Regions from separate parts of the Homo sapiens genome. Here region 2 is linked to region 1. Evidence: read pairs that join two places in POLR2A ChIA-PET (ENCODE). Cell type or tissue: Panc1. All regions are shown on one strand.

What was found. Peaks named below come from ENCODE experiments on the same cell type or tissue, not always from the same donor. Only the 100,000 strongest peaks of a DNase experiment are listed, where the experiment ranks them.
Region 2: POLR2A ChIA-PET joins it to region 1 with 5 read pairs; 3 of 35 experiments call an interaction of 5 or more read pairs at or near these places.

The regions. Positions count from the first base shown.
Region 1 is chr12:75,630,536-75,635,535 of GRCh38, forward strand. It overlaps LOC105369844 (a long non-coding RNA gene), which reads right to left. Exons shown (of 16, transcript XR_007063375.1): 9 at 632-779. Among named protein-coding and RNA genes, the nearest start is that of KRR1, 120 kb to the left of the region's middle. RefSeq lists an enhancer at 1,807-2,390. In Panc1, no CTCF peak of the experiment used is centred here; no DNase peak of the experiment used is centred here; H3K27ac peaks cover 4,802 bases.
Region 2 is chr12:75,488,322-75,493,321 of GRCh38, forward strand. GLIPR1 (GLI pathogenesis related 1) reads left to right here. Exons shown (of 6, transcript NM_006851.3): 3 at 2,085-2,197. KRR1 (KRR1 small subunit processome component) reads right to left here. Exons shown (of 10, transcript NM_007043.7): 10 at 2,542-5,000. It overlaps GLIPR1-AS1 (GLIPR1 antisense RNA 1), which reads right to left and starts at 1,500. Exons shown (of 2, transcript XR_007063373.1): 1 at 1,455-1,500. In Panc1, CTCF peaks have their summits at 438 (motif pointing left) and 644; no DNase peak of the experiment used is centred here; H3K27ac peaks cover 2,647 bases.

The DNA.
Region 1 (5,000 bases):
AACTGAAATGACACAAAGGAAAAGTCTGGCTAGAACAAAGCTGCTTTTAGCCCTGCTAGTCGTGGCCACCGGACACCCTACTACTCTTGCCACTGCCATAGCTGCTGCTGGATGCTGACACTCTCACCAGACTGAACTGTCACTGTCCTTGCTTCTTTATTTCCTTTTCTCTATGCTTAAGTTTCCCTGCAGCAACAATCTTGGCCACATGTCCACAACCCTACTTGAGGTTAAATTATTAAAAAAAAAAAAAAAAAAAAAAAGCTTCTGGCCTTTGAGGCTTTTGAGATAAAAAATAGGTTTTGTCACTATAAAATCATAAAATGTGAAAAGCAAATAATTGCTTTATATATTTTATCATTAGCTATGACCTAGAAATACATTGATCTTGCTATGCTCATCACAGATCTTTTCATTTATTCAACAATCATATATTAAATATCTTATAATTTCCTCTATGATATTTGCTGAGTTAATCAATAGTTACAGAAACATGACCACAATCTCAAGATTGGCTAAAATTAGCCCCATAAAATATGAAGAGCTCTATAAAATCCTAATGATCTCTATAAAATCCTATAGATGCCTAGGTATCTATAGGCAGCTTTGAAAGGCTGATAAAAAGACTTACCTCCACTGCAAGGCCAAGAATTGGTAATCATGTAGATCTCCTGTATGAGTTCCTCTTCACAGCAGAGATAGATTTGGACCCTAGACCCAGATGTTGCATTCCCTCACGAAACGACTGTGAGCAGGTCTCTAAGCCTTGGTTTCTTTACCTGTAAAATGAGAATAATAACAAAGTTATTATTATTAATAGAGCCTTCTATTACTTCCTCACCAAGTTTTTCTGAGGATCATATAGAATAATACATGAGTAGGTCTCAAATGAAAGTATGCAGAATACATGTAAAATATCAATAGTATTGTTACGTAAGTAGTAAGACCCTATTGCAATTGAAAAGCCACATCCATTCTAATTGAAATGAAAGCCACATCCACTCTAATCACAAGAGCTACTCTCTTAGTTTTATGCTGCCATAACAAAAATACTTGAGATTGGCTGATTTGTGAAAAACGGGCATTTATTTTCACAGTGCAGGAGGCTAGGAAGTCCAAGATCAAGGTGTTGACAGGTTTGGTCATCTGGTGAGTGCTACTCTCTGTTTCCAAGATGGCACCTGGTGCTGCATCCTTCAAGGGGAGGAATGTGTTGTCCTCACATGGTAAAAGGCAGAAGGGTGAGGGAGCCAAAGCATTAATTATGCCTCTTTTATAAGGGCCTTAATCCCATTCACCAGAGAGGGAACCCTCATTGGCCTAATCACCTCTTAAAGGCCCCTTAACGCCATTATATTGGCCATTATGTTTCAACACCCGAATTTTGGAGGGGACACGTCCAGACCACAGCTGCTACTATTTATTTATCTCTTGTCCAATTCTCTAAATATGCATAGCTCATCATTCTCTCATTGTGTCTTCTCCTGCCAACTTGACTAAGTAAAGCATCTCTCAGCTTCTGGATCCTCTCCTTTTCTCTTGGCTGGCTGCTTCACATTGGAGAGACTTCAGCTAAACTAGTTGATTTCCCTCCATGGGGGAAGAAGGATTTATTTGATAGATGACTTTGAGGTAGGAAAGTGACCCTGTTTAGACCGACAAATACTAAGAAGTCATTTTTGCCCTATACGTCATGTTGGCTATTTTTACCAATCTTCCATAGAAAAATAAAATTCTCATTATAATGTATATTACCTATAAGCATTATCTTAATTATTGTAAAATCTCAGTTCCTGGAGATTTCATTAGTTTATGTGCTATGGCTGGCTACTTAACACAGAGTATTTTACATATATTAATTCTAGGCAAATATCCCTTTATGATATTTTAGCAACTCAACCTTTAGTCATAACCAAAGAATTATAAATTGTCCACTTGTGAATACCTCAAAATATGTACTCATTTTAACTCGCTAACATGGTAAAACATGGAAAACGTGATCTATAAAGAATAAACATAAGTCATGGTGCTCACAACACAATAGAAGCACAGCGGATAGATTTCTGTTTAAAGGCTCAGCTCAACAGGGAATAGAAAAAAAGAAAACAAATGTCTCTGCCCTGCTAAGAGAAGCCTTGCCTTTGTGTGCTGTTTCCTGGCAAATGAAAAGGAAGAGAAGCTCCAGCTTGTACTGCCCTCTTAGGATTTGAAGGAACAAAAGAAAAGTAAATACTTCTCTGCTTCTAAGAATGACATTTAGGCAAAAATAGTCTATCTTTTCTTTTTGTTTCTTCTCCTTCCTTTATTATTAAACAAAAAAGACTAATGCTAAGGTGAAAATCCTTTTTGAAATTATTTTTAATTTGTGTAAAAAGTTTCGTCATTTTTTGAAAATTATAGCAGAGCTTATTTTGTTTCCCTCCTTCAAATTGTCTAATGCGATATTCAGTTGTTAATTCTTGAGTAACTTTTGATTCTTTGGTGGTGCAATCAAAATTGAAGACCACCAATTTATTCAAATGATATATTATTCCAGCCACTATAAGGAGTACCCTCAGTTAATACTGATTGTAAATGATTTCCCTATGCAAACTAACTCCTTCTCTCAAAGCCTTTTTCCTAGGACTTCAACTCATTTTATATGCTATTATGATCTGAGTGTTTGTGATCCGCCCCCCCCCCCCAAATTTTTATGTTTAAATTCTAATCCACAAGCGATGAGATTAAGAGGTAGAACCTCTGTGAAGTGATTAGATCATGAGAATGGAACCCTCATGGACCAAATTAGTGCCCTTATAAAAAAGGTCCAAGGTGGATCACCTGAGGTCAGGGGTTCAAGACCAGCCTGGCCAACATGGTGAAACCCCATCTCTACTAAAAATACAAAAATTAGCTGGGCATGATGGTGGGTGTCTGTAATCCCAGCTACTCAGGAGGCTGAGGCAGGGGAATCACTTGAGCCTGGGGGTGGAGGATGCAGTGAGCCAAGATCATGCCATTGCACTCCAGCCTGGGCGACAAGAGCAAGACACTATCTCAAAAAAAAAAAAAAAATGGCCCAAGAGAGACTCCTGGTACTTTCCACCATGTGAGGACACAGTGAGAAGGTGTCATCTATAAACCAGAAGTGGGTCCTCACCAGACACCAAATCTGCCCATGCCTTCACGTTCATCTTGGGCTTCCCAACCTCCAGAACTGTAAGAAATAAAGTTCTACTTTCTGTAAGCCACCTAGTTGATAGTATTTTGTTACAGTATCCCAAACCGACCAAGGCATATACCCACTTCGATGATATGCCATGATGGTAGCCAATGCTAGCACAGACTTAAGGCTTAATAAAAATATTATCATGTCACAATTCTGACCTCAGTAATAGTACCAGGCTCCTGGATCCATCGGTAGGGTAATTTGAGACACTCAAATGGATGGCTAAAGTTATGCTAAAGTGCTCAGTCCCAATCCACACTGAGACAAGGGCTTCCACTACCACCTCTGTCTCATGAACCCTATTTCAAAGAGCAGTGCATGTGCAAGAACCATTTTCTCACTCAATCCAAAAACCATCACCAAAATAATGTCTGGCAAACTGCATTCCACATCTTCATCCTCTAACATAAAGTGTAAGATGATAATATTTTTATTAGTGTGACATGATAATATTTTTTATTAAACCCTAGCATGTTAATACAGGTCCCCATTGCTAAAATCCTTTATTTTTGTATCTTCCTGACTTTCGGGGTAAGATACTGAGTTGAATTGTCTAAAGAGAAGAGAATCTTCTTTGACAGTTTTTGCCAAGTAGATCAACAAATGCCTTTGACATTAAAATACCATAAAGCCTAAACTGGATGCTCTTAACCCCTGGTGTCCTATTCTTATGGATTTTCTCCTAAACCCTCTGGTAATTCCTTTTTAGTATTTTTCTAGGGCTCTTTTTTCTCCCTTTTCTTGTGGGTATTAGCAGCCTCTCTTTTAACACTCTAGACTGTGGCTCACAAACCCAAGTGATAACACAGATCTGTAGATGACATGAATAAATGAAGCAGGTGGTAGGAAGGAAAAATTATGTGACTCTCTTACTCTTTACTTTTTCCATCTTTGATAAAGTAAAGAAATACCTTTTCTCTTAGAAAAACAACAACCACCACAACAGAAAACAAATACAAGCATAATTTTAAATGGCAGCTGGTATTCAATGTCAGGGAGATAAGAAGGAGTGGATGTGTCTATGGAAAACAGGAAGCAGCTGTTTCTCAGCTTCAGCCAATGTCAGCCAATAGGCAACATAACCATTAGCAAATTTTTTTCCATTTCTCAAGACAATCTGAAATTCAGGCTTTCATTTGAAATCTCTGATGTTTAAAAATTTGCTCGAGGATAACATATCTACATGCCAGAAATAGCATGCTAAAGAGAATACATCTCCATGACAGAAATGGTCAGTGGGTTGCCAGTTCGTGGCTTCTTTATCACAAATTACTAAAGGCAGTGCTTTTCAAACTGCAGAGGACAACCTACTGATGGCTGATGTCACCAATCTCATGGGTTGCAAGTAGCATTTTTAAATGAAATAGAATTGCATAGAAGAAAATGGAATAGAAAGCAACAGAATTTATCACATTTAATGGGGTAGGAATTGTAAAAGGAGATCTGTGTGTGTGCATGTCTGTGTGTGTCTGTGTGTGTAGTAGGTCTCTGTAGGTCTCTGTAAAAAAAAAAAATCTACTGCTGACTGTAGTCAATACGTTTGAAAGTCACTGCCTTGGTAACATTATTTTACCCACTTACTGTCATATGACATTTAAATGCCAATGGTTTTGAAAAGTGTATCTATAGGCTAGATTTTTATCTTGAACTCAGACCCATATTTTCAACTATCTACCAGATATTAGCACTTGGATGTTCCACACGTCCCACAAATTGAGTAATAGAATGATTAAAATAATGGGCTTTGTAGCCAGATTTGAGTTTGAATTGTGGGATTTCTCAGCCTGTTTTC
Region 2 (5,000 bases), 140 kb before region 1:
GAGGTCAGTAGTTTGAGACCAGCCTGACCAACATAGTGAAACCCCATCTCTACTAAAAATACAAAATTAGCCGGGCATGGTGGCACATGCCTGTAATTCCAGCTACTTGGGAGCCTGAGGCAGGAGAATCGCTTGAACCTGGGAGGCGGAGGTTGCAATAAGCCGAGATTGCACCATTGCACTCCAGCCTGGGCAACAAGAGCAAAACTCCGTCTCAAAAACAAACAAACAAAAAAACAAAACCACAACAAAAAAACACAACACCAAGATGGAGTTGCTCTAGTTCAAACACCTGATACAGGGAGTAAATTTCATTTATTTTTAAAGTAAACTTCTTCATTTTCTGCAGCCACACTGGCTTTTCTTTGAGTTCTGTGAATGGGTCAGTCCCACCCAGGGATCACACAGGATGTTGCCCTCTGCTGGAAGACTCCAGACCAGCTCATCCCAGCTCCAGCTCCACCTCATTTCTTCAGAGAAAGGCACCATGCCATATATGCCCTTAGCATCTTCCACTGCCTATTCACAGTGGTCAAACCCTCACCTGATGAGTTTCATGACTGCTTTTTTTCTAAGTTTTGTGAATGTACCCACTGGTTCTAGCTCACTCAATTTTGAATGTATTTGGCACAGTTCTTATGACAAAATTGCTCAAAAACTTATGAGTAAAAAATAATTTAAAATGTAATTTGGTACTGCTGTAAAAATGAGTGCATTTAATTGCTGGCTGTATCCACCTTTAAATACTCTCTTCTTTAGGCTTTTGTGACACCAAACACTCTTGGTCAAGATGGGCTATATAATTGAATTTGTGGAGCCCATTGCAAAATGATGTGGAATCTTTTGTTCAGAAAGCAAAAGAAAAGCACCACTAAAGGTGCTAAAATATGTGACAGCACTGATCTAAACCAAGCATGGGGCTCTTTTGAGTGCTGGATCCCATGTAACAGCGCAGGTCTCTCTGTTCTTGGTTTCCCTCCTACATCACTGACCACTCCTTCAGTCTGTTTTGCAGGCTGGTTTTGTGTTTGCTTTCATTATTCCAGACTCTCATTTACTTGATCTATTATATTTGCCTGTGTGATCTAATCTTGCTCCATGTCTTCCAGATTTACATCTCTAGCCTTACCCTGTCCTCTGGACTGCAGCCACCAAGTTAATCTTCACTTGATATCTAATAGGCCTCTCAAAATCAACATATTCTGAACAAAACCCCTGCCCACGCTCCCACCTACCCTCCTCCTTCCCTAGTTTTCTCCATCTCAGTAAATGTTTCTCAGGCCCCAAACCAAAACTTTATCTCTTCCCCTCTTACCCTACACTCAAAATCCTTTTAACTTTACCTCTAAGCTGAGCCATGAACCTGATTCATTCTTGGGAGCTCCACTGGCATCACCCACGTGTGAGTCACTATCTTTTCATTCTTGTACCACTGAAACAGCCTCCAAAATTACCTGCTTCCTGTTCCCCTTGCTCTTCTCAGTCCGTTCACTTCGTGACCTAAGACATGAAAAAGAACATAGCACTCACAAGAATCTCCCTGATCGGTTTCTCTGCCTTTGACCTCACTGCTTACAACTCTCTCCAACTCATCAGATCTTGGCTTCACTTGCTTTCTTCCTGCCAATCTATAATGCCAAGCAAATTCCATCTCAGGGCCTTTCTCCCTGGTGTTCCCTCTGCTTGGAATGCTCTTCCTCCATTGTTTAAGTTTCCTGAATGTTTGTCCTGAGTGCTGCATCCTCGTCGTCCAAGTCTCAGTTCAAATGCTTCCTCTGAACACCCAAGTAAAATCAGCATCACCTTGCCAGCAATCACTCCCTATTGCATTACCGTTTTATTTCTTCATTGTACTGTCAAAAATTATCTTATTTCACACACACACACACACACACACACACACACACACACACCCCAATAATGGTAACTACAGGTCTATCCAGCTGATTTCTGAGTATCTAAACCTTCCTGGGTTTTAAGCACTCTAACTAGAGTGGTATACCTCACCATGTTTATGAAGACCTAATCATACCCAATGTTTATCTTATGGTTTTTCTCTGTTAAAAATCCTTATTTCCTTTCAGGTTGTTTGGGCAGATAGTTACAAAGTTGGCTGCGCAGTTCAATTTTGCCCTAAAGTTTCTGGCTTTGACGCTCTTTCCAATGGAGCACATTTTATATGCAACTACGGACCAGGGTAAGTGCCTGAATCAACCGGTTTATAGGAAACGCCCCCCCCCCCCCGCAAAAAAAAACAACAACAAAAAAAAACATTTTAGCAGTATTCCTCTTCATTATAGAAAATCTGGATAAAGTATAAATAAAAAATTAACATAACCTTTAATTCTTCTGCCCAGAGATATACTTAATTAACATTCTGGTACATTTTTCTTGGAGAGAGAGAGGGTGTGTGTGTGTGTGTACATCCTTTATATATACTACCTAAATACATACGCACATATTTTTAAGAGTGGTAAGACTAAAATATTCATCAGGGACATAAATTGTATATGGTAATACCACAAAGTGGAAGAACTGATGTTATATTTATTGGTTTATTAGAAACTTGGCAATTTTACACAATTTTCAAAGCAAAACAGATTCCTCAACTTATATAACCTATTTCATTTACTTTTGACAGTTGTTTTTAAAACAGATATAGTTCCCACTTTGGGAAACAGGGCAAACACCTTCCTCCTACTTTCTTTAAACTTACATATGTGTGCTTGTGTCATACACATATTTAGAAATCTGATCATACTGAAAATATACATTTTCTATTTTTCACTTAAAATTATGCTGTGAAAAATTTTCCTTTTCAAAATTTTAAGTGATTTTAATCATAAAAATGATAGATTGTTTATATAATGCTTACAATGCTCTCAGCACTGTTAAAGTGCTTCACATATATTAACTTAATCTTCACCAGAAGTTTATGAGATGGCTCCTATTACTACCCCTGTTTGGCAAATGAGAACAGCAAGGCACACACGGGTCAGCAACCTGCCCAAAGTTCTACAGTTAGTGACTATCACTGATGGACTTTGATCTGGCTGTCTAGCTCCAGAGTCCATGCTCTTGATGGTACCACCATCCTGTTGAAGAATTTAGATTGTTCACTATATTTTCATTTAATATATGATGAACAACCTCATATATGTATCTTCAGTCACTTCTATTTCCCTATAATTCCTTGAGATACTAGCACGTAAAGACTGTGACCATTTTTGTTTTAAGTACATATTGCCAAATTACATTCCACCATTATATCAATTTGTATTTCACCATCAGTACTAGGTATTATAATTTCTTAGTATTTTCTAATTTGATGGAAATGGCATTTCATTTGCTTTCTTTTGCATCTCTGTGATTACTAGTAATTATAAATTTCTTCACATAATTGTCTATTTATATTCCTTTTTCTGTGAATCATGTGGGCTGACCATTTTTCTACTAGATTTTCTTATTTATAAAAGTTTTTATATTTTAAAGGTTTTTAACCATTTGCAATATATATAATGATCTTTAATTTGTTGCCTTTGAATTTTTGGATTCCTGGAGATTGGCTGAAAGAAAGCCATTTCCCTGGTGTAATGTGCAGAAGACATGCTCGATACTCTGACTGAGTGCTGTAGGTGTGAAGGAGGAGACAAAGCGTCATTCTGAAGATGACAGCTTTGACTTAATATCTTAAGAGTTGGAAAATAAAGAAAACCCAGAAAAAACTAGACAAAGCCATAATTCAGTTAGTGGTAACTTTTCATGACTTTTTTTTTTTTTTTTGAGACAGGGTCTCTCACTCTGTCACCCAGGCTGGAGTACAGTGGCTCGCTTACGGTTCACTGCAGGCTTAACCTCCCAGGCTCAAGCAATCCTCCCAACTCAGCCTTCCTAGTACCTGAGACTACAGGCACATGCCACCATGCCCAGTTAATTTTTTTGTAGAGACAGAGTTTTGCCATATTGCCCAGGCTCATCTCCAACTCCTGGGCTAAAGTGATCCACCTGCCTCAGCCTCCCAGAGTGCTGGGATTATAGGCATGAGCCACTACACCCGGCCTCATATGACATTTTTAATGGTTAAGATACAATTAATTTACTGTGTGACCCTGGACAAGTTAACTCTGAATCTCAGTTTAACCTCCAATAGATCAGGGTTACAGGACCCATCACTTAGAGTAGCTATGAAAGTGACAAGAGAAGGCTTTGTAAAATACTAGGTATATATAATGCTTGGCAATAGTGAATGTTTTGTAAGTATTCATGATTTTTATTCATTAAAGTATAAATGTAAATTTTCCTGGTTTAGACTCACTTATCTTCAGAGTTATAAACAATATTAAATTATAAAACTTACAACCAAAGTTATAATGCTTCCATAAAGACTAACTTCAAATATTCATTTATTCAACAAATATTTGTTTTACTGAGCTCCAAAGGAGAACAGGGCAGTCTCTGTCTTTATGAGAGTAATATTTATGGGGCAAACAGATAATAAAAATACAAGTAAAATAACTGCATCATTATGGGGCAATTAAGGAACTATAAATAATACTGTAATAGAAACTATCAATAGGCAAGGCCCCTGTTTAGAATAATCAGGGAAGGGCTTCTTGTGTTATATTTAAGCTTAGGCATGAAGAATGAGAAGGAATCAGACATAAGAACTTCTGGAACAGCTGTCTAGTGGAGAAAAGAACAGCAAAACTTCCGTGAAGAAAAGTTTGGCAAGTTTAAACCACAGAGACTGGTGCCCTCGGTCTGCTAAACAGATGAAACGGGGGGAGGAAGGCAGTTGCAGATCTAGCGGGAACTTTTAGATCATGACAAAGTTTACATAAGAAGTCATTCAAGTATATTAAGCAGGGGAGCGATGAGACCTTTAAATTTGGACATCAGTCTGGATGGAAAATGGATTAGAGGAGCATAAAAGGTAAAACAGAGAGACCAGTTAGGAATGTCCTCATTTCCCTTTGCCCTCTGCCCTCTGAGGTATTATT